Regions from separate parts of the Mus musculus genome. Here all the other regions are linked to region 2. Evidence: chromatin loops called from intact Hi-C (ENCODE). Cell type or tissue: heart. All regions are shown on one strand. Each heading gives the region's core, and the rest is flanking DNA. Links, peaks and the distances in the headings are about the cores only.

What was found. Hi-C counts contacts between places; a loop is a spot of excess contacts. Peaks named below come from ENCODE experiments on the same cell type or tissue, not always from the same donor. Only the 100,000 strongest peaks of a DNase experiment are listed, where the experiment ranks them.
Region 1: a loop joins it to region 2, with 2.1 times the contacts of the local background. A loop is called at or near these places in 2 of 42 quality-filtered maps.
Region 3: it touches region 2 in a loop (1.9-fold over the local background); 2 of 42 quality-filtered maps call a loop at or near these places.

Annotation. Positions count from the first base shown.
Region 1 is chr16:4,882,878-4,889,980 of GRCm38, reverse strand. It overlaps Mgrn1 (mahogunin, ring finger 1), which reads right to left and starts at 3,881. Exons shown (of 17, transcript NM_029657.4): 1 at 3,508-3,881. The coding sequence starts at 3,595. In heart, for the core only: a CTCF peak has its summit at 3,367; a DNase peak (open chromatin) is centred at 3,840; H3K4me3 peaks cover 2,500 bases; H3K27ac peaks cover 2,446 bases.
Region 2 is chr16:5,047,783-5,054,885 of GRCm38, reverse strand. It overlaps Glyr1 (glyoxylate reductase 1 homolog (Arabidopsis)), which reads left to right and starts at 4,976. Exons shown (of 16, transcript NM_001079814.1): 1 at 4,976-5,080; 2 at 6,100-6,136; 3 at 7,073-7,103. The coding sequence starts at 5,043. It overlaps Ubn1 (ubinuclein 1), which reads right to left and starts at 4,829. Exons shown (of 19, transcript NM_026666.4): 1 at 4,105-4,829; 2 at 1,045-1,158. In heart, for the core only: a CTCF peak has its summit at 4,361 (motif pointing right); a DNase peak (open chromatin) is centred at 4,915; H3K4me3 peaks cover 2,500 bases; H3K27ac peaks cover 1,760 bases.
Region 3 is chr16:4,960,202-4,967,304 of GRCm38, reverse strand. Anks3 (ankyrin repeat and sterile alpha motif domain containing 3) reads left to right here and starts at 3,068. Exons shown (of 17, transcript NM_028301.4): 1 at 3,068-3,185; 2 at 6,737-6,908. The coding sequence starts at 6,739. It also overlaps 4930451G09Rik. In heart, for the core only: a CTCF peak has its summit at 3,290; a DNase peak (open chromatin) is centred at 2,924; H3K4me3 peaks cover 2,083 bases; H3K27ac peaks cover 1,523 bases.

The sequences.
Region 1 (7,103 bases), core at 1,885-4,384, 160 kb after region 2:
TCAAGGGAAGGGATCCCAGAAACTGAGATACTGAGAAGCTAGGTCCTGAGTCCTAGTGAGCATGGGCTACATGGCATAGGCCAAGCTAACTTGACGGTGTAGTCTCCAAATAATCAAAGCTTTAAGTGAAAAAAAGCCAGCCATACATACAACAGCTCTAGATTGTATGATTCCATTTATGTGAAATATCCAGAAAAGAAAAATTGCAAAGACAGAAAGCTGAACCCTGATCATGCTACTAGCACTGACTGCAAAGCATACAAAGTAAGCTCGGGGCGAGAAGGCGCTGTGGTGCACAGCCCTACCACTTACTAAAACTCCACTCATGCTTACAATGGGTCAGCCACATGTTGCACACATTATACATCTACAAAGCTATGAAGTGTAAAATAAACGACATGAAAGCAAAGCAGGTATTATTGAAGTCAAGTTTTCATTGTTGACAGCACATGATAAAACTCCTTAAGGAAGAAAACTGGACAGCATGAGATGCTCAACGTTACTTTAGAGAACTGGAAAGATAGTGGTTAAAGACAGCTGCTTTTACAGAGGACCCAGGTTCAATTCCTAGCACCACATGGTGGCTCCCTCCAGTTCCAAGAGATCAGATACTTTCTTCTAGCCTATATGGGCACCAAGCATCATACAGTGCACACACACACACATACACACACACACACAGACAAAACATTCACATGTAAAACAAAAAATGAATGCAGCCGGGCGGGCGTGGTGGCACACGCCTTTAATCCCAGCACTCGGGAGGCAGAGGCAGGCGGATTTCTGAGTTCGAGGCCAGCCTGGTCTACAAAGTGAGTGCCAGGATAGCCAGGGCTACACAGAGAAACCCTGTCTCGGGGGAAAAAAAAAAAAAAAGAATGCATCTAATAAAAATTTGTTTAAAAAAATTGCTTGGGCTCTAACAATGGCTCAGCAGTTATGAGTTCTTCTTGCTCTTGTAACTGACCCAAGTTCAGTTCCTGGTACTGACATGGCAAATACCAACTGTCTGTCCAAAGGATCCGATGCCCTCCCACAGGTACTGCATGCCCAGGACATGTGGATACAACAGAAAATAAAAACAACACTTTTTTTTTTTTTAATATAGGATCTCTCACTATGCAGCCCTGTAGACTAGGCTGGCCTACAACTCACAGAGATCCTCCTATCTCTGTCTCCCAAGAGCTAGGACTAAAGATGTCCACCATCTAAATAAAAGTAGCTTTAAAAAAAACAACAACAAAAATTAGCACACTTTTCCTTGAAATTCAAATAAAGAAAACCAGCAGAAGGCTGAAACTACAATTTTGTACAGATGAACAGTTCATGGGAGTACCCTTCAAGTGTTCCTCGCCTTTCTCTCAGCCCCAGTTTCCTGCACAAGATCTTAAGGACCCCATGGTAAGTGAAAGACTAGGACAGAAGAAAAACGAAAAGACACATTGTTTATATTGTTATCCAGGAGGGTATGAAACAGAGTAGCATTCTCTAGGTGCGATTGCCAGCACCAAACACATGCGGAACAAACAAAAATCTTTGGACTAGGCAGGCCCAGAACTCAGCAATGTATGAATGGCATCCCAGGTTACTGTGCCAGTAACCCCATCCAGGTTAGAGGAACATCTTAACAATTGGAAATGCCTAGTTCTGTGGATTTGTAGTGTGTGCACAGGCCATGCATTGTTGTTTTATGCAACTGCCTAAGTGAAGGGGCATTAATGGTACTCAGGTGCCAGGTGAGGGAAGCTAGCTTTCCAGTATCTGCCACACCACTGCCACATACAGGCAGGGTCTGGGCCAATCATCTAGCTACCTTTGAAGCAGTTATAGTAGCCAACATTTACAGAAAAATCTTATGTGCCTGGCGTAGTTCTAAGCACCCTTTTCCGAGAAGAGGAAACTGAGATGCAAATAAGCAAACTTAATCAAGGTCACTCAGCAGAAGACAAACAAGGAGAATCTCAGTGGAGGGTTAACAACTGTTGTCTCAGATGTGCACACACTAGTCCTTCAAGTCTCCAAGGAAACCTCTGGAGCTGCAGCCTGTACTAGCAATGCACACAGGCAAGCAGGTCTCCCTACACTGACATGTGATTCCATCCCATTCACTGAAAAGTGTCACTAAATAGTGCCAGTTTCCTGTTCTTTCATCCTGGGAGTTCCCAGATCTTCACACTAACAGAATACTATCTCAAACTTGAGTGGGCATCAAACACACCAAAGAAAATTAGCTTAAAATGCAGATCCCTAGGGCAAAGAAAGTCTAGAAGCACAGCCCGAAACATTTAATAAGCTGTCCAACTAATGGGGGCAGACTCTTCTCAGCCACACAGGAAATCTGGCCGGCTTGGTCTGAAAACACCTCAGGACCAAACATCACATTCAACACTTAGAACCGGATCTAAAGGCCCAGCGTTCTACCCCGCCAAGAAGTTGTGTAGAAGTAAATGTAGCTGACAAGGCACCAGGCATTGCTGTGTGTAGCAGGACACACCTGTAGTCTCAGCACCAGAAGCCTAAGGCTGGAGAACTGAGTACCAGGCCAGCCAGAGCTATATAACAGGACTTTTGTCTTAGAAAAAGGCCTGGTCTAAGAATGTGACTAAGTTAATATAATGCTTGACTACCATGCACAGTGCGCTGAGTTCAAGTCTCCAGCACCTCATAAAACAGGGCAAAGTGCACATTTCAAATCTCAACACTGGGAGGGTAGAGGCAGGAGGACCAGTGTTTGCTCAATGTCACTCTCATAAGGAGTTGGAGCCATGCTGGGCTACATGACATACTGTCCTTATTTTAAACACATACACAGAGAGAGAGAGAGAGAGAGAGAGACAGACAGAGAGAGAGAGAGAGAGAGAGAGAGAGAGAGAGAGAGCAGAGACTATGAATGAGAATAGGAGCAAGGCTCCTCTGGGATCCCACATCTGATATCTGATGCTGGTTCCAACTCTGCCCCCATCCAGCTCCCATAATCTACCAGTGAGTCTGCCCTGAATGAGAGGGAAAGGTCAGTAGTTCTCTCTAACCATTCAAACCATTATCCTGTCCTCCAATGGAACCCAGCACCTCCCTATCGATCACCTCCCTAGGTCAAACACCAGTGTCCCTCACTCGCACGGGAAGAGGAAAGCCTGGGTCCAAATCCTAATGAGTTGTCACAATCCAGGGCCGGTCTTCATGCCTCCAAAGCCGGCACCACCGGGTCGGTGGTGAGGGTGTCCTCACTACCAATGCAGTCTGATCCCAGAGATGCCAAGTATCGGTGCATACACAAAGTGAGTGGCCCAAGGTCACCAGTTAAAAAGAGGCCGCGCAAGGTGCGTCTGCGGCCAGCAGGGCTAGCCAGGGCCGCAGCCACGCCTCAAACTCCACAGGTACCGGGAAGGGGCACAGGAGGAGGGTCCGCGACAGGGCAGGGCGCTCGCGCGTCTGATCCCCGGGCCTCCTGGAGTCCCCAGTCCCCGTTCCAGCCCCCTTCCGCGGTCCGCGTCCTCGGAAGCTCACCGGACTTCGGAGGGTAGCGATAGGCCGAGTTGGCCTGTATGTCGATGTCCTCTACGCCCGCGATGCGGCGACTCAGGATGGAGCCCATGGTGCGCGTTTCTACCGGCCAGCCGGAGAGGAGAGGTTGTCGGCTGCGGCGTCCTCACACGGACATGGCCCAAAACAGGCCGCACCAACGCGTACCCACCGCCGCCACCGCCGCCGCCGCCGCGGCACCTCTCCACAGCCCCCGCCCCCGGCCGCCCCGGCCTAGGCCCGGCGCCCCGCCCCCGCCCCCGCCCCGCAGTTCCAGGGGAAATGGAGTCCAGGCCAGGCAGCCAATGCGCCTGCGTACTACGCTTCCCAAGCTTGCCACCACCACCACCACCACCACCACCACCACCACCACCTCTCACGTGAGTAGCCACAGTGGGTCGAACCAAGAGGCTCCGGCTAAGGGGGTTATCTCCTTCACACGACGCTAACCTCGGCTGCCCAGCTGGATACTGAAACCGGAATGCCTCAGTCCCTTCATCTTCTGTCTACATTTAGACACCCTCAGAATTTCGAGCGTCTCCCATGTAAACCAAGTCTGAAAATGTCGACAATTCTACAGTAGCTCTCCCCCACTTCCCGAGGTTCTTCTCCCATCCTCAGCCGCAAAGGGAATACCTTTAACCAGAGGACAACTGGGTAACCACCAAGCCTTGGAGCCTTGGTCAAGAAGTCAAAACATTAAAAAATAAATAAATAAATAAAAAGCCGGGCTTGGTAGCGCACGCCTTTAATCCCAGCAGAGGCAGAGGCAGGCGGATTTCTGAGTTCGAGGCCAGCCTGGTCTACAGAGTGAGTTCCAGGACAGCTAGGGCTACACAGAAACATTTACAATGGACACGGAATTTTCAGAAGACAGATTTCTCCCCCTTTGACACATAGGGAAACTGAGGCACAAAGCAGGGCAGACGGCAAATAATATGCTAAAAGCAAGTTCAGAAAAATCAGGATACGGATTGCAACATTAATTTACAAGCTATGCCCTGGCTTCTCTCACACACACGCACGCGCGCACACACGCACTGCTTTGAGGATGCCAGGGTATGTTTTTATGATTCTCAGAGGAGTTGAGTTTCTTAGAAGTGCCTCCCATCTTGAACCTGCTGTTCCAGGAGAGCAGCTAGGGAGACCAGCAGGTAGTGAAGTATCAGGTGGTGACTTCACCATAGTTCAAACTATACTAAACCTGAATGCAAAGTCCTTGAAGATCCTCCCCCTGTCCCTTGTAGATAAGGTGACAAGCATAGGCCTTAAGTGAAGACCTCAAGTGAGCAAAAAAATACCCTCGCGCGGTGGGTGTGCCTCGGTGCGGCCTGGTCTGGGCCATGTCTGTCGTCACCCCAACCTCTTCTGCTGGCCAGCAGAAATGTGCATCATGGGCTCCATCCTGAGTTGCTGCATCGTAGGTACGGAGGACATCAATTTTCAGGCCAACTTGGCCTATTGCTATCCTCCAAAGTCCGGTGAAGGAAGAGAGAAAATATCAAGAATTGATAGGCTGAAGCCTGGCGTGGTGGCGCACGTCTTTACTCGGGAGGCAGAGGCAGGCGGATTTCTGAGTTCGAGGACAGCCTGGTCTACAAAGTGAGCTCCAGGACAGCCCGGGCTATACAGAGAAACCCTGTCTCGAAAAAACAAAACAAAAAGAATTGATAGGCTGAAAGCTGTGTGAGGAGGTGGCCAAAATGGCTGAATGATGGAATAATATATGTAATTGAATATAATAATATTCAAACCATAAAGGGCTAGTGCCACTCACCAGAGACAAGACTTCCCTCGAGACCATGTTGTTGAGACCTAGTTGGGACCCTCCAGGACACCAGAGGTCCTCCAAAGTTCAACTAAGGAGCAGCAGAGGGCAGCCAAGAAGTTAGATGAGAAGCTACATTTCCTGGCTGGAAACTCTTTCCTCTTACACTGGAAGCAGAGATTCACAGTCTAAGGCATAATCTGTCTGCACCGCCCGCCATCCACCTCCACTGTGCCTCCCACCCAGGCACCCTCCTCCATCCCTGAAGAGTCGAGCTTTTGGCTCTTCTTTGGCTAATGCTACCCTAGAGTAGCTGTGTAAGAGATCTCTGAATTTCTTCAAACTCAAAATAGCACAATGGACCAGTTGAGAACAAAAGCCATAATCTCTTCATAAACATATTTAGAATCATAAGACAGCACACACTAATGACTATTATGAAGATGTGCCTAGACTAATGGAAGCAAGGCCTGATTATGGAGTTGCACAAAGGATGCAATTTCAATACATCTAGCTCACAAGCTGTGCCTGAAGGAGAGACATCTTCTTGAACCCTGCATTTAAGAGAGTCACTGGAAACAACATAGCTTCAGCCTTCCACCATCCTCTCTGTGACCACAGCACACATTGCAACCAACTTAAGCTGCAGAGGAACCATGACTGCCTGGCTCAAGTGTGTCAGCCACCACAAAGCTGCATAGCAACATACTCTTGACAGGCAACTTGTCTGATACATGGGAGAAGTGAATCCACGGACAATTTGGGTCAGAGCTTGCATTTGCAACTGTACCAGGATATCTCAATCAGAATTTCAATTTCACCAAGAATCTGGAAAGCTAAAATGAAATGACCCATATGTCACTAGGAAGAGTTCAGGTGTTTGATGTAGCCTGAGCATATCTATCCTAAAGATCTACATTGGCGAAACACTCCTCGCATCCCCCATAATGCCTGTCTGTAGCTCAGGCTGGTCTCTAACTCATAATTCTAAGTGCTGAGTGTAAGTATGTACAACCACACCCACCTTAGGACCAAACACTTTTCATATGCTGTCATCTTGCCTGAGGGATCTATGCATATTCTCTTACTTAGTACTCTGGTGTTCCATTTTCTTTTTTTTTTTTTTTTTTGGTTTTTCGAGACAGGGTTTCTCTGTGTAGCCCTGGCTGTCCTGGAACTCACTCTGTAGACCAGGCTGGCCTCGAACTCAGAAATCCACCTGCCTCTGCCTCTCAAGTGCTGGGATTAAAGGCGTGTGCCACCACGCCCGGCCATTTTCTATTTTCATCCCCAATTTATACAAGAGGAGACATAAAAGTAAAGTGCCCCTACTCCAGTCACACAGTTGATAGATGGTGTGATAGCTAGTGCTAATTGTCAATCTAATAGGTCCTGCTCTCTTAGGCATGCTTGTGGGGACTGTCTTGTCTTCATTGATGTAGAAAGACACATCTTAACTGTGCTGAGTGGCAGCATTCCTTAAACGGGACCCAGGACAGCATAAAATAGGGATGCCTGGGCCACTGAGAGCACACCAGGTAAAGGTGCTTGCCACTGAACCTGCATCTGATCCCTAGAACCAGATGGTAGAAGGCAATTGACTCCACCCTTACACCATAGCATTCACACACCCACATAAACACACAGTAAATAAATATAAAACAAAATATAAAATAAGTTGGAGCGTTGATCCTATTTTCCTGATTTTGGATGCCATGTGACTAGCTGCTTCAGCTCCCACCACCTTGACTACTCTGCCACAGCAGACGGTACCCTGTAACTGTGAGGTGGGAAAAACTTTTCCTACCTTAAA
Region 2 (7,103 bases), core at 3,080-5,579:
TTTTCTTTTTCTTTTGGTTTTTCGAGACAGGGTTTCTCTGTGTAGCCCTGGCTGTCCTGGAACTCACTTTGTAGACCAGGCTGGCCTCGAACTCAGAAATCCACCTGCCTCTGCCTCCCGAGTGCTGGGATTACAGGCGTGCGCCACCACGCCCAGCTAAAAGCAAGTAGTTTTCAATACAAATTTCTCCTATTTTAGAAATCATCTCATACCACATAATTCAAGTCAAAAGCCTATGTATTAATGCAGTCCAAACTTGGGGTTTGTTGTATGTGACTTATTTCTTTTGTGTCTAGAAAGCTCTTTTTAAACAGATCATATGGAAGAAATCCCCCAGTCAGTCTATTAAAGAGTTTTCACTTTTAAATCTAATCCATAGTGAACTTACTGGGCTCTATGCTGCAAGAACAGGCTATAACTTGAGTTTTCCCAGTACCAATTACAAAGCAGACCTCATATGTATGGTCCATGTATAAAAGCTGTATTACATTAATCAAGTACTTGAGAGATTGTTTATTCAGTAATGAACTGTCTTCAAAACTCTTATTTTTAGTATCCTGAATTAAAAGTTTGTCTTTATTACCTTTTTAAAAGTAGTAATTGGATTTTAGCCCATTTCAGATCAATTTTAGAATCATTTTTCCAAGTCCCCTCCAAAATATGACTGTACTTTGCAAAAATAATTCACAAATATGAATTCAGAATGATTTGACTATTTCCACATATATGTAGATATACTAGCATATATTTAATATCCATTCATTTTGTTATTATCATAAAAAAGTGATGCAAGACCATATAAGGGAGTTAAAAATATACAAATGAGTTTTAAAAAAAGTCATTCCAGAGAAACAGTGATGGCACACACTTTTATTTCCAGCACTCGGAGGGCAGAGGCAGGCATCCTGTAGCTAGGACTACATAGAGAAACCCTGTCTTGAAGGAAAAAAAAAGCCATTCTAATTGGACAGCAAAGACATAACTAGTAAAATAGACTCCCAGTGCAGAGTTTATCAAAACACACTTGGATGCTCTACACAGTACCTAAAGGAAGCTTCAGGGCCTGGGAGCAGTGCTGGGATCCACCTGGTTGTGAAACACACCTCAACTGAGGATTAAAGGCATACAGGCTCCCACTTAGAGAGGAACACAGTCTTTCTGTAAGAAATGGATCAGTAAGTCACTCAATTGGACGAAGGAATTGGCAACCAGATCCAGTGTTGTTTTGTCTAGACAAAATTTTTTAAAGGTAGCTTCATTTCAGCCCATGTTTTTAGAAAACACAACTCCAAACCACATAACCAGTAACAATATTCTTGTCAGCTACAAAAGTCTGTGCAAGCCTTAGCCAACAAGGAGATAGGACTAGAGGACAAAGTAAGTTCACCTATTAACTCATTTTTTAAATAATAATTTTTTCAAAAAGATCTATTTATTTTATGTATATTAGTACACTGTAGCTCTAAAGATGGTTGTGAGCCACCATGTGGTTGCTGGGATTTGAACTCAGGACCTTCAGAAGAGCAGTCAGTGCTCTTACCCACTGAGCTATCTCTCTAGTCCCACCTATTAACTCTTAGAAGTCAGGTTTTGGTGAAGTTTTATGATCATATTTAAGGACTAGGGCATTTGAAACATTTAAGATAATAATATATGTTAAAGTCCATGTTAAACTTATTTAATTCCAAATGCTTAAGAAAATATAAGTTGTAAAGTCCACAAAAGAACGTAAGTTGTACTTATACAACTAATTTATGAGTTGTTTATGACCTTGGGAAGAGCTTCCTCCAAGGTTTGCAAGTTTACCTCTTTAGAAACATGAAGTAGTTGGGAGATGGTACAGCATGCAGCACTCGGGAGGCAGAGGCAGTGGCGCTCCATGAGCTCGAGGACAGCGTGGTCTACACAGAGTTCCAGAGCAGCCAGGGATACACAGACAAACAACCCTGTCTTGGAAGAAGAAACAAACAAGCAAACAAAAGAAATATGAAACAAGTCAAGAAAGAAGTACCTGAGAATTAAGAAAAAAACTACAGTTTAAAACATGTTAGAGAATTTAAATAACTTGATTTAAAAGAGTTGATTGTTTAAGAAAATTTAACCTGTTTAACCTGGTGCTGTCTCTAAGTTTTATTCAAGTTTAAGTAATTTTTATTTTCACAAGCATTCATGTGAGTGTGGGTGAGTGTGTGTGTATGTGTGTGTGTGAAAACTTATAGGAGTTAATTCTTTCATTTCATCATGTGGGTTCCAGAGATTGAACATAGGTCTTCAGGCTTGGAGGCAGACACCCTTACCTGTTGAGCCATCTTACAGACCCTCACATAATTTTTTGTCCCATAAATTCTTAAATTTGTAAATAAAACACTAATGAAAACTTACAAGTTTTAAAAATAGCAAAGAATGGGGACTGGAGAGATGGCTCAGTGGTTAAGAGCACTGACTCTTCTTCCTGAAGTCCTGAGTTCAATTCCCAGCAATCACATGGTAGCTCACAACCATCTGTAATGGGATCCAATGCCCTCTTCTGGTGTGTCTGAAGACAGCTACAGTGTACTCATATACGTAAAATAAATAAAATCTTAAAAAACAAAAACAAAAACACTAAGATTGAGCTGGGGATGTCACTCAGCAAAGTGCTTTCCTTGCACACTGGAGGCCCTGATTCAATTAAATCACACACTGGGATTAAATTAAAATGAGAATGGTAATATATAGCTGTAATAGAAGCACTGTGAAGGAAGAGGCAGGAGGATCCTAAGTTTAAAGTCACTCTTGGACAAGGAGAAGGAGGCTTGGATTGCATGAGAGCTTATCTCCAACTAAAATACAAAAAGGAAAAAAAAAACAAACCACAAAGTAGGGTTTAAATACTCCGAATGACTTGAATATTAGTATGCCACACAGGAAAAAATTCTTCTCTTTAAAAAGCAAATTATGGGATTATGGGTTTGTGGTGGTGGACAGATCTTTAGTCCCAGCACTAAGATGGAACCCAGCCTGATCCACAAGGAGCTCCAAGACAGCCAGGGCTACACACAGAAAGTCTTGAAAAACAAAACAAAACAAAACAAAACAAAAAACATATTATGCAAAAGCCTATTTCCAGGTATTCCTAGGGACTGTTTTATGTTTTTGTTATCATAAATACATTCTTTTTAACTAATTTACTTTTGAACTGACTACCAAAAAAAAAACAGAAAAACTTGTATGCTAATTTTTTCATTAATTTCTTTCCCTATTTAATGGCTTTCCCTTTTTATTTTGAAAGGCAAAGTCCTACAAAAATGACAGGTTATTTTATATTTATTTTTGTTTCCTGTCTTCTTTCATTCTTTTGTTTGTTTGTTTGCTTGAGACAGGGTTCCTCTGTGTAGCCCTGGCTGTCCTGGAACCTCACTCTGTAGACCAGGCTGGCCTCGAACTCAGAAATCCACCTTCCTCTGCCTCCTGAGTGCATGTGCCACCACTACTCGGCTCCTGTCTTATTTCATTAACTAGAATTACAGGACATTAGACAATGTATCCTTTGTTCTATTCCTGACTTTGATGGGATTGTTTCTAAATTTAGTTGTAAAGATTTACATTTAAAGACAAGTCATTACAATATTCTTAAATTCCTGGAAAACTCTAATTTCTAAATTAAGAACATTTGTCAAATTTTATGAAATCTTAAATACACTTTAAATGGTCAGTTCGTGTTTAATTAACACACAATGTAAATGACAGTCCTTGAAAAATGTGGTACTTCTTCCAAAGAAAAAACAAGCTGGGGTCAACCACCCAGCTTCTCCACCACACCATCTCTCAGAGCAATTGACAACCAAAGCCTCTACAAGGACACTGCTTTGGGGAAAGGGGCGTGAACCCGTCACCTTCCGAGCAGGCGTTGACTTCAGAAAGTACAGCTGTAAGTTAAGTCCACCCTGACACAGACTCCTGCCGCCTTTTCTTGGGTGTGAGACTTTTCTTGCTCAAAGTCGAGCTTCAACTCGGTCTACGGAACTTAGGGCAGCCGCCCTGCCCCTCGGCAGGTACCAGTTCCCATTACTGTCACCTGTCTTCCAGCTGTCAAAACTTCTTGCAAAGTGTCACACTACTTACGAAGGCTAACGCGGGAGGCTGGACCAGACCGCGGCGCTCACCGTTGTCCCCAGAGCCGACGCGGGCCGTAGACGTCCCCCCGTGGTGGTCCTCATGCCGGCCCGGGACCCTCGGGTTGCGGCGCGGCTCAGCGGCCCGCTCCCGAGCGCTGCAGGCGGGCGCGCGGAGGGCCCGCGCCGCGGCCCATGGCCGGCTCCCCAGCCCGCGGGAAGGAAGCCTCTCGACAAACTGCCGCTTTCTCTTGTCAGCCAGCGGGGGGAGCCGAGATATGCCAAGTCCACGTCCAAGAAAACAAGTCGGGCGACGCCGAGGACGCTTGGCGGGGACGCCGCTCCGGAAGCCGACTGTCGAGCTGGGCGCTCCTCAGCAGTCTGGAGCTCCCGCCCCGAGCGCGGGCTCGCGGGCAACCGGGGCCTCTTCTGCCCCGGGCTGGGACCGAGACTGGCTTCCAGGCCGCGCCAGGGTCAGTCAGGGCAGCAACCGGACTCCAACACCTATCCGCCCGGGACCTCAGGCTCGGCAACGGCCCGGGGCCCGCGCCTGCCTAACAGCCGTAACGGAAGCAGCGGGAAAGACTGGAAATGAGTCTAGAGTCCCGGAAGCGAGCGGGCAGCACAGTCGGCTCCCTTTCGCGCTAGTCCGGCCGCGCCGCCTCCGCCGCCGCTGCTTTGGACCGCGGATGCTTCGTTGTCACGAGCCGGAGGGGAGGGGGGAGGCGGGAGCTTGGAGTCTCTGGGCTTCGACGCGCTGAGAGCGCGGCGCTCAAGTCACGTGCCTCCAAGCAGTCCAATGGACGGCCGCGGCGCGGTGACGTCAGCGCATCCGCTAGGCGGATGACAGCAAACACCCGTCACGTGGTCAGGCCAACTCCAATGGGCGGTGCCGCGGCGACCTGAAGTTCCCGGCTGCCCGTGCGGCGGCGGTGGTTGGGTGGTAAGATGGCGGCTGTGAGTCTGCGGCTCGGCGACTTGGTGTGGTGAGTCCTGGCGACCAGCGCTGAACGAAAGACGGCGCGAAGCTGCTTTTCCTGGTCGCAGGGTTGCCAGCTGGCCCAGGAGTAGTTTTATTATGCACTCCGGACGGCGGAGAGTGGGGAAGAGGAGGTGCCGCCGCGGTGTGAACGACGCTTGAGCGGAAGAGGCTGTCCGGTCCCCGGGGGACCGAGGCCGAGAGGGGCCGCGGCGGTCCCTGCTCTGAACCCTGAGGCCATCCCAGGGGAGGGTTACGGCTCTAGAACTCTGGCTCCAGCTGCCACTGCAGAGAACTCTGGCGTGGCGTGGAGTCCCAGGGTCTCTCCGGACCTCCTCTCAAAGCAGGAGAGGATACCTTGCTAGAGACAGAGCCGTCCATACCCGCGTTCGGTTGGGACAGACGTGGGCTCGAGGCTTGGTTCCAGGTGGCGAAATCCGACTGCCCGGCGCTGCCCCATGAAGAAACCGAGGGGAGGGTGACTTCTCCTTTGCAAATGATGGCTAGGCGGTGATCCAGTGCCTCTCGTTCTGTTCCTTGTGTCCCCTGCAACAGCCAAAACCAAGAGTGACCATTGTCTCCTTGGAACTGCGTAGTTTCCCTACCTAGAGGAAGGTTTCCATGATCATTTGTCAAAGGAAAGCCGATCATGGGGTGAATTAAATCAGTCTTAGGGAAGTCTGTGTTTACAGAGAGAAGTTTCCAACACTCTCCCAGGGAGGTACCAGACCAGTGACGTCCTGATGGTTTTGTTTTTCTATGTTCCTTCTCGGGAAGAGTGCACAGATCTCAGGCACACACACACACACACACACACACACACACATATATATATATATACAGTTTTGTATGTAATATGTGAGGGCCCTGAGCCCAGCTGTGAAAGACCCATCTGGTTTGCCTGCTTTTGTTCTGGCCCTTTTGTTCAGCCTAGAGTTAGAAGCATAGATTGCTTGTTGAGTGGGCTGAAGGAGATGGACTGGCTTTTCCAGGGCAAGTTCTGACTGTTTGTATTATTTTCTCTAGGGGGAAACTGGGCCGGTATCCTCCCTGGCCAGGAAAGGTGAGTGCATTGTTGGTTTTAAAAGAAGGTAGTTGAAGCTAAGGGAGAGGGTTAACATGTTGAATTTCCTCCATTCTCTAACACTGACTTAAAATGGGCTCATTTTGATAAAATGTAGTGTTTTGCCTCCAGTTATCAGTCGGTTTTGAAAGTTATAGCATAAACCAGAGTGTTTAAATATGAGGTAATCACTTCAGTCAGAGGGCTTGTGAAATTGGTTGGTTTTTTATCTTGGAAATCAATTGTAATCAAAATGTAGCATGCTAAAATCTAAGGATGAAGAAACAGATTCTCCAGGAAGAGGGAAGTCTAAATGTAGGTTAGTGAAAAGCTAAAGTATTTTTGTCCCAACTAAGTTTAAATCTTCTTCCCCTGTTACCATATGTGCTGCTCCAGTGCATCTCTGCAGAAGATGGCATTCCAGATTTTTCAAGAGGTGGTCCATCATAGCTTTCCAAATGTTCTGGCTTTTTAGTCTTGCTAGGAATCCAGGAAATGTCTGAAGACTCTTTGCAATATGGTATTTCCTGTGCCTTGGTGGTCCCCTATTTTCACTGCTTCCTGTCTTAACTCTTGCTACCCACAACAAAAGTATTTTAAAGAATATTTTCTGTTTCTTCATTAATCACATCACATGGAGGGAGGGGTGATGTTGCTGTTAGTTTTAACTGTTTCTATGCCACGAGTCATTGCAATAAGACTATCTGTTGGACAATATACTACCTGTTGGCTATGGAGAATTTAAAGAATATTTACATATTTCTTCATATCACAATAGCAAAGTCCCATCTATGGGACAAGTATAGAGCCCTGGTTTGCTTTTGGACATTGTCCTTTCTCAGATCTTGGGCTTTCCAGCCTCACTGGAGCCATGGGGAGTTACTTTCCCAGTAGCCTTCTGGTTCGCCTCATACCTTTTCTCTTTCTCTCCTTCAGATTGTTAATCCACCCAAGGACTTAAAGAAAC
Region 3 (7,103 bases), core at 1,814-4,313, 86 kb after region 2:
TCCTGTCCAGCCCCTGCCTTTAACTTCTGATGCTCCTGCCTCAGTTTCCAAGTAGCTCATATTACATGCCTGTTCCACCAGCTCTGGATGATTGCTTGAGTTTACATAGAGGTCTTGGTCTCTCCCAGGGATGTGGGGCAGAGAGATGATTATAGCTATGGTATTGGTAGTTCCTGCAACTAGGCGCCTAGAGCTTGTGTTGTGGCCTTTCCTGTTTGTTTCCCAATTCTCCCTGATCTCCTACTAGGGTAGCATTAAGCACCACTGTGCAGGTATTTGTGGAACAAACCCCTTCTTTTCCTTGCTGGATCACTTAGTAGCTGAACATAAGTTCAGCTATGAATTAGCTAGGTTATGGAGAGACACTTGAGACATGCAGCTCTGACAATGGCCAGACAATATAAAATGTCTTGGTAGAAAACAACACAGATCAGGGTGGGAAATCAGAGAGAAAATCAAATGTGCTCCTAGTTCTGAGGGAGGGCGTGCTCATGTGCTACATACCCGATGGCCAGGCTGTCCTTGTGGGAGGAAGAGAGGCAAAACCAGTGGTTTAACCATTCCACTGCTCGTGGAATCCTTATGAGACTTGGGACGACCTCCCTCCCCTCCCCTCCAGAGTTCCCAAGGCCAGTGTCCTACAGACCTCAGGTGAAGGACTCCTCCCTGCAGTAACCCAGGTCCCTGACTCATCGACACCAACAGGGTCTTCAGCCAGCTCCTCAGTCAGGTCTGGAATCAGGACGGGCTCGTTCCGCTGAAAGATGAAGAGCTCTTCTTCCTCACAGTCAGACTGCAGAGAGACCAGGGCACTTTAGAGGAAAAGGCAGTCATACTTTGCACATCCTGCCCAGGAGCAGGTCTGGAAAGATCAGTTCTCGACAAAGGGCCTTGTTCTGTGCTGCTTTCTGCTGCCAATTTGAAAACAGGCTTGGCAGCATACCTCCTGTTGGTGAGATGTGGGCTTCGTTTTTCACAGGCCATATGCAAGCCTTGCACACAACGGATGCTGCATTAATTAGACAATGGATGTGCTGTGTTAATGCACACAACAGATGCTGCATTAATGCATACAATGGACACTGCATTAAAGCCAGCACTGAACAACGGTAGTGAAGAGGCACAAACTAGTCACCTTGCTTCTAGAATCCTTGCTCTTCACTTGAAATGTCCTGTGCCAACCTATGTGCTGAGCGTCTGACCAGTGGATCACAATGGATCCCTCTCACATGTATAAATGGCCACTGATACTGTCAGTGACCCCCCGGCTCACCTCAAGTGGCAGAATCCCTCCCAGACCATACCATGTGGCCTTGGCAAGGTTATCACTCTCAGAGCTTGGAGCTGGACCCGACCGGACCCAACAGAGTTGAGAGCAGTCCAACAGCAGGGTGGGAAGTCCAGGGCTTTGGTACCGAGTCCACCTGGGAGTTAGGACCACAGGAGGAGTGGCCTTGGAGATACAGAGCACTAATATCCACACTCAAGAGTTCTGGCAAACCCAGAGAGAAGCCTGGAAGAAGTGGATACCCAGAAGTAATCCCAGACACTGATGAGTGAAAATAAAGTCCATAGACCAAAGTGGGGTCTGTAGAGGAGTGCCCGAAGCTGTCCTTGCCCAGGCTGGCAGTTAATATCCAGGAGAAAGCTCTTGCTCACCAGGGACGAGTCTGAATCCAGAGATGGAAGCTGGTTTTTGGCAGCCTCAAGGATGGCATCCCAGGGAGAAACTGGCAAGGACATCACTGCTTTGTCTTTGGATGTCATGGGGGCCAGGACTCAAAGGACACCGTCTGTCATCATCAAGGAGTCCTGTGGAGCACACAAGGTGAGGTGGCAGTGTCTGGGTGTTCAAGGAGAAACTAGCATTGGTAGCCTTCCCAAAGCCTTGATCAGCTGTAGATGAAAATGCACCCGCAAAAATTCTAGTTTCTACCCATTTCCTTCTGGTTCTGCAAACTTATGTCACTTGGTAGCAGGACTGTATGTGTGGGTATGTGCAGTCATGAGTGCACAAGATGGTGGTGTCCTCTACTGCTCTCATAGAGGATCACAATTCAGTTTCCAAAACCACAACTACTTGCAACTTTAACCTCAGGGAGAGCCCGTCTCTGGCGTCCACTCGTATCTGCACTGGAGTACACATACCCACCTTCACACCCATACACATAATTAAAATACAAACTAATTCATTAATATAATTAAAAATAATCTTTAGAATTAGAGGTTTAAGATCCATTATTCAAGAGATTTTTTTTTTTAGTCATCACTCAAATGAGTCTCTATAATCCAGTCGCTGGCTCAGCTCCACCTTTTATATCTCACCCTAAAGAAAACACGTTCAGTCCTCAGGGGCAGAGGGACTTTAGGATTGTGGGTGAAGGCCTAGCAAGCGGACCAAGCAGATCAGCTAACGGTGCCAAACCAGAGCTGCGTCAGAGGAGTGAGTGGGGTCTTAGGGCATTTGAGCAAGGACGGGTGCTTGGCTGTCCTGAATTGGGAACCACAGGTGGAGACGCTTTTGGTATACGCACCAAAAGATGTTTCCTACCAGGGGCTTTGGCGGTAGGACACAGAATCACCGAAGTGAAGGGGGCCGCCCAGGACTGATCGTCCTTTAGGTGTGCAAGGCGGGGAGGGTTGAAGGAAGGCTTGACCCGCAGAGGAAAGAGCATGGAGGAGCTCAGAAGACCGAGCGGCTCAGTGTTTCTCCTCAAAGCCAGTTGGCCCCGCCTCGCCCCGCCCCGCGCCAGGCGTCGTTGTCAAGGGAACTGGAAGGCAGCGGGACGAGGCAGTCCGTGCTAGAGCCGAGGGGAGGGTCTCATTCCCTGCCACCCGCAGCCAGGACCCACCCATCGTCGCGTGGGTTTCCGCGGTCTCCCACTTGCCTCAGCCGCTCCGCCCGCCCACTTGCCTTGTCCCCGTGCTGAGTACGGCCACCCACGGCGGCCTGGCGACTCGCCGCCTGCCTCTCTGCCTCAGGATTGGCTCCCGAGCGAATGGGCCGGTATCTGCCATCTCATGGGCTGCTGTGGCGTGTCAATAACAGAACGTCCGTCACCTTCCCGGGATGCTCTGCGCCGTGCGAGGATTACTTCCGGGGTGGGCCGGGCGCAGGGCTGTCGGCCGGTGAGGGGCGAGCCGCTGTCGCTGGAGGGTGGCCCGGGAACCTGAGGCCTTGCAAGGTAGGCCGGGCCGCGGCAGGGCCCTCTGAGAGGTGGGGCCCAAGGCGCCCTGAGTCTGCTCGGGTGGGCAGCCCTGGCGTTTGCCTGTCGCAGGGTTTGGGGACACGGGCCCGCCGCCGTGGTGCTAAACTAAGGGGTCACGCGAGGTGTCGGCCAGACTGCTGAGCCACACGGGAGCCTGCGGTCGTGCATAGTCGCCGGGACCGCTAGGGTCGGAACTGCGTCGTACATTTGGGCTGCAGGGGCTCCCTCGAGGCCTTCATGGATCTCTTGGAGGAATGACAGTTGCCTCCAGAATAGAATTTTTTTTAAAACTAAGATTTAAGAATTTTAAGAATAACTTATCAGGGCTGCAACTGAAATTCTGAGAGAGAGAGGTGCAGAAGACATAGAAACTTTTATTTTACTTGAATCGATTTTTTGGGGGTGTTGGTTTTTTGAGATTGTGGGCGTGTCTCACTGTGTAGACCAGGCTGGCCACAGACTCACTGAGATCTACCTCCCAGATGCTGAGATTAAAGGCCGGTGCCACTACGCTGGCGGGTTGGATGTTTTTAGTGTAAGCATCTAATGTTACCCAGGTTGTCCTTGAACTCAAAGGCGGTCCTATTGTCTCAGCCCCCCAAGAGCTGGAGTTGCAGGTGTGAGTTCTTCCAGGGTTCTGCTAATCCGCCTATGGTTTCCAGTTTGGGGAAGCACGTGTCCATTCTGTTGGTTCAGACTAGGTTAGGTGCTACTTGAGCGCAGGCCTTGCAGCAGGAGAAGCTGGTGTTTCCAGGATACAGGCCTTGTTTTCACCTTACCAGCCCACACACATCACTCATCGTGAGACTGGCAAACTGTTGTATGTTGTCCTTTTTATAACTTTTAAAAGTAAACTTATGTCCTTGCAAGTTGTGTATATATAGTGCTTATCACTGAGATAGATCCTCAACAATCTTTCTACTTTTTAAAAACATATTTGTTTTAATCTAAGTACACTGTAGTTGTCTGGTGATTGTGAGCCATGTGGTTGCTGGGATTTGAACTCAGGACCTTCAGAAGAGCAGTCAGTGCTCTTGACTGCTGAGCCATCTCTCCAGCCCATCTTTCTACTTTTAAAATATTTTAGTCTCACTAAGTTGCCCAGGCAGGCTTGGGATTTGACTCTTCTGCCTCGTCTGGAAGTTGTGCTGCCAGGCCCAGCTTTCACCAACACAGGATAATGCTAGAGTGTTTAAGGGCCTCGAGGGAATTAGTACCTTCTGGGTCATACTTCCTTCGGGCTTCCTTCTGGGTTCACCAGAACTCTTGAGTATGGATATTGTGGTGCTCTGTATCCTTGAGGCCACTCCTGTGGTGGTCTTGACCCCGAGATGGGACCCAGGTGGGTTCAGTGCCAAAGCCCGGGTCTTCCCACCCTGCTGTTCTACTCTTGACTCTGTTGGGTCAGGTTAGGGTCAGTTCCAACCTCAGCGTAATAACCTTGCCAGAGCACTGCGATATTGTCCCGGAAGGACTCAGCCACTTAAAGTGGCTTGGGATCACTGAGGTGGCCCCCACCAATGCTTAGTACCAGTGACCATTTATCTACGTATGTGGCACAGGCCTTTAATCTCAGCAAAGACAAGTGTATCTGTGCCATCAAGTTTAGTCTGGCCTACACATTGAGTTCTAAGTCATCCAGGGCTACACAGTGGGACCTTGTCTCAAAACAAAACAGTGGCCATTGCACAGGTAAGAGCAGAAAGTGAAACTGAGGCTCTACTCACTGTAAACTGCCGTTATCTCTTCTCCCTTCACCTCCGACCCCCACAGACTTTGCCTTGGTAGGGCTCGGACTCGTGGCTGAAGGCCTTATGCAGAGGGGCACCTGACCTCTCTCAGAACTCTTCCTGTCCTGTACTAGCTTCCTATTGCTCCCAGACTTAAGAATCTGTTAGAAGATAAATGGCTAGGCTTTGGTTTGAGTAGGATTACCCAGAAGAAAGGACTCCTAACCATACACCTGTCATCCTGTGTTCATCTGTTATACATAAAAGGGTTGCATAGCTGGATTCCTGCTCAAGTAACATCAGGATTGCATTCTGCAGTCTGCTAGGGTTTTCTTTTCCCCTGTCCTACTCGTCCTTTCTCTCCTCTTCCCCTCCCCCCCTTTCTTTTTTGAGACAAATTCTATGTTCCCAGCTGTTTTGTTGTTGTTTTACCTTGTTGTTTTCCTTTCTGAGAGAGGGTTTCACTCTTGTAGTCCTGGAACTCTCTCTAGACCAGGTTGGTCTCGAACTCACAATCCTGTCTCCATCTCCCCAAGTGCCATAATTAAGTCAGGCATCACTATATATAGCCTTCCATGTGATTTGTGGAGATGCAAATGCACTGCATTCCTGGTCTTTATGGTTTTTTTTTTAACCTTAACTTTTTTTTTCAAAGATTTATTTATTATATGTAAGTACATTTTAGCTGTGTTCAGAAGATGCCCCAGAAGAGGGCATCAGATCTCATTATGGATGGTTGTGAGCCACCATGTGGTTGCTGGGATTTGAACTCAGGACCTTCGGAAGAGCACTTGGTGCTCTTAACCGCTGAGCCATCTCTCCAGCCCCTAACATTTTTTTTTAAATTATGTATATGTGTGTTTCTGTATGGACATGTGCATGTGAGTGTATTGAATCCCCTGGCGGCAGCTGTGAGTTGTGTCATATGGATGCTGGAAATTGAACTCGGGTCCTCTGTAAGAGTTGTACACTCTCTTAACTGCTAAGCCATCTCTCCTGCCCTGGTTTGTTTTAGAAGACTTAAAATGATATGTATGCATGTATCTGGGGGCGGAGTGGGTCGTATGTTCACACATGAATGCAGATCTTCAAACTGGAGGGAGTGTTGGGTCCTCTGGCGCTGTAGTTATAGGAAGTTGTAAGCCACTGAACATAGGTGCAAGGAACTGAACTTGGGTCCTCTGTAAGAGCAATACAAACTCCTAACCCCTGAGCCATCTTTCTGGGCCTCACCCTTGCTTTTATTGAGAGAGGATCTCTGTGTAGGTATGCTGGCCTAAACTTGTTATGTCATCCAGGCTGACCTTAAATTCATGATCTTCCTGCCTCTCTTCCACTTTCCCAGTGCTGGGATTACAGAGGTATGCCACTACACCCAGCTTCTGTGCATCTGTAGCAGCAACCCTTTAGACATACATGTCCATTAATGGGGAACTAGGACCTGGAGAAGCTAGACACAGCTAAATTTTGCTGTACACCCAAATTCAGCAAATAGCGCTAAATAATCCAACTCGCACTGTTTTACTAGCAGTGGAAAGGTCATCTGGCTCCTGGAGAATCTGATGTAGAACCTGTGGTATGAAGCAGGTGCAGCATCACAGTTAATGGCTCCACAGATGTTCTCGTCTTCTGTCTGGCCTCAAACTGCCAGCAGCTGGGTGATGTTAGGAGGAAGTAAGTCACCCTTAGTGGCTTCATTTTCTTAGGAATCTGAGGTGATAGCCTGCCGTTGGTAGGAGTGTTTCCTCTTTGGAACAGACAGGGAAGAAGAACTAACCCCTGGGCCTCCCTCTGCAGCTATGTCTGAGCTCAGCGATGAAGCCAGCGAGCCGGAGCTCCTGAAGCGCAGCCTGTCCATGTGGCACGGGCTTGGTGCCCAGGGCAGCCCAGAGGAGCTGGATGTCCCCTTGGATCTTCACACAGCTGCCTCCATTGGCCAGCATGAGGTGGTGAAGGAGTGTGTGCAGCGGTAAGAGGGCCTGGGGTGCATCCCTTCACCTCATGTTCTAATGAGCATTTCAGTGGCTTCAGTTCCCAACAGGCTGCAGTCTTGCAGAGCTCAAGGTCTTTAATACATATCAAGTAGGCTCGCCTGCTTGTTGCAGATGTCCTTGATGGCTCGTGTTTAACTCCTAGAGAAAAGGCTCCTTTGATTCTGAGGAGA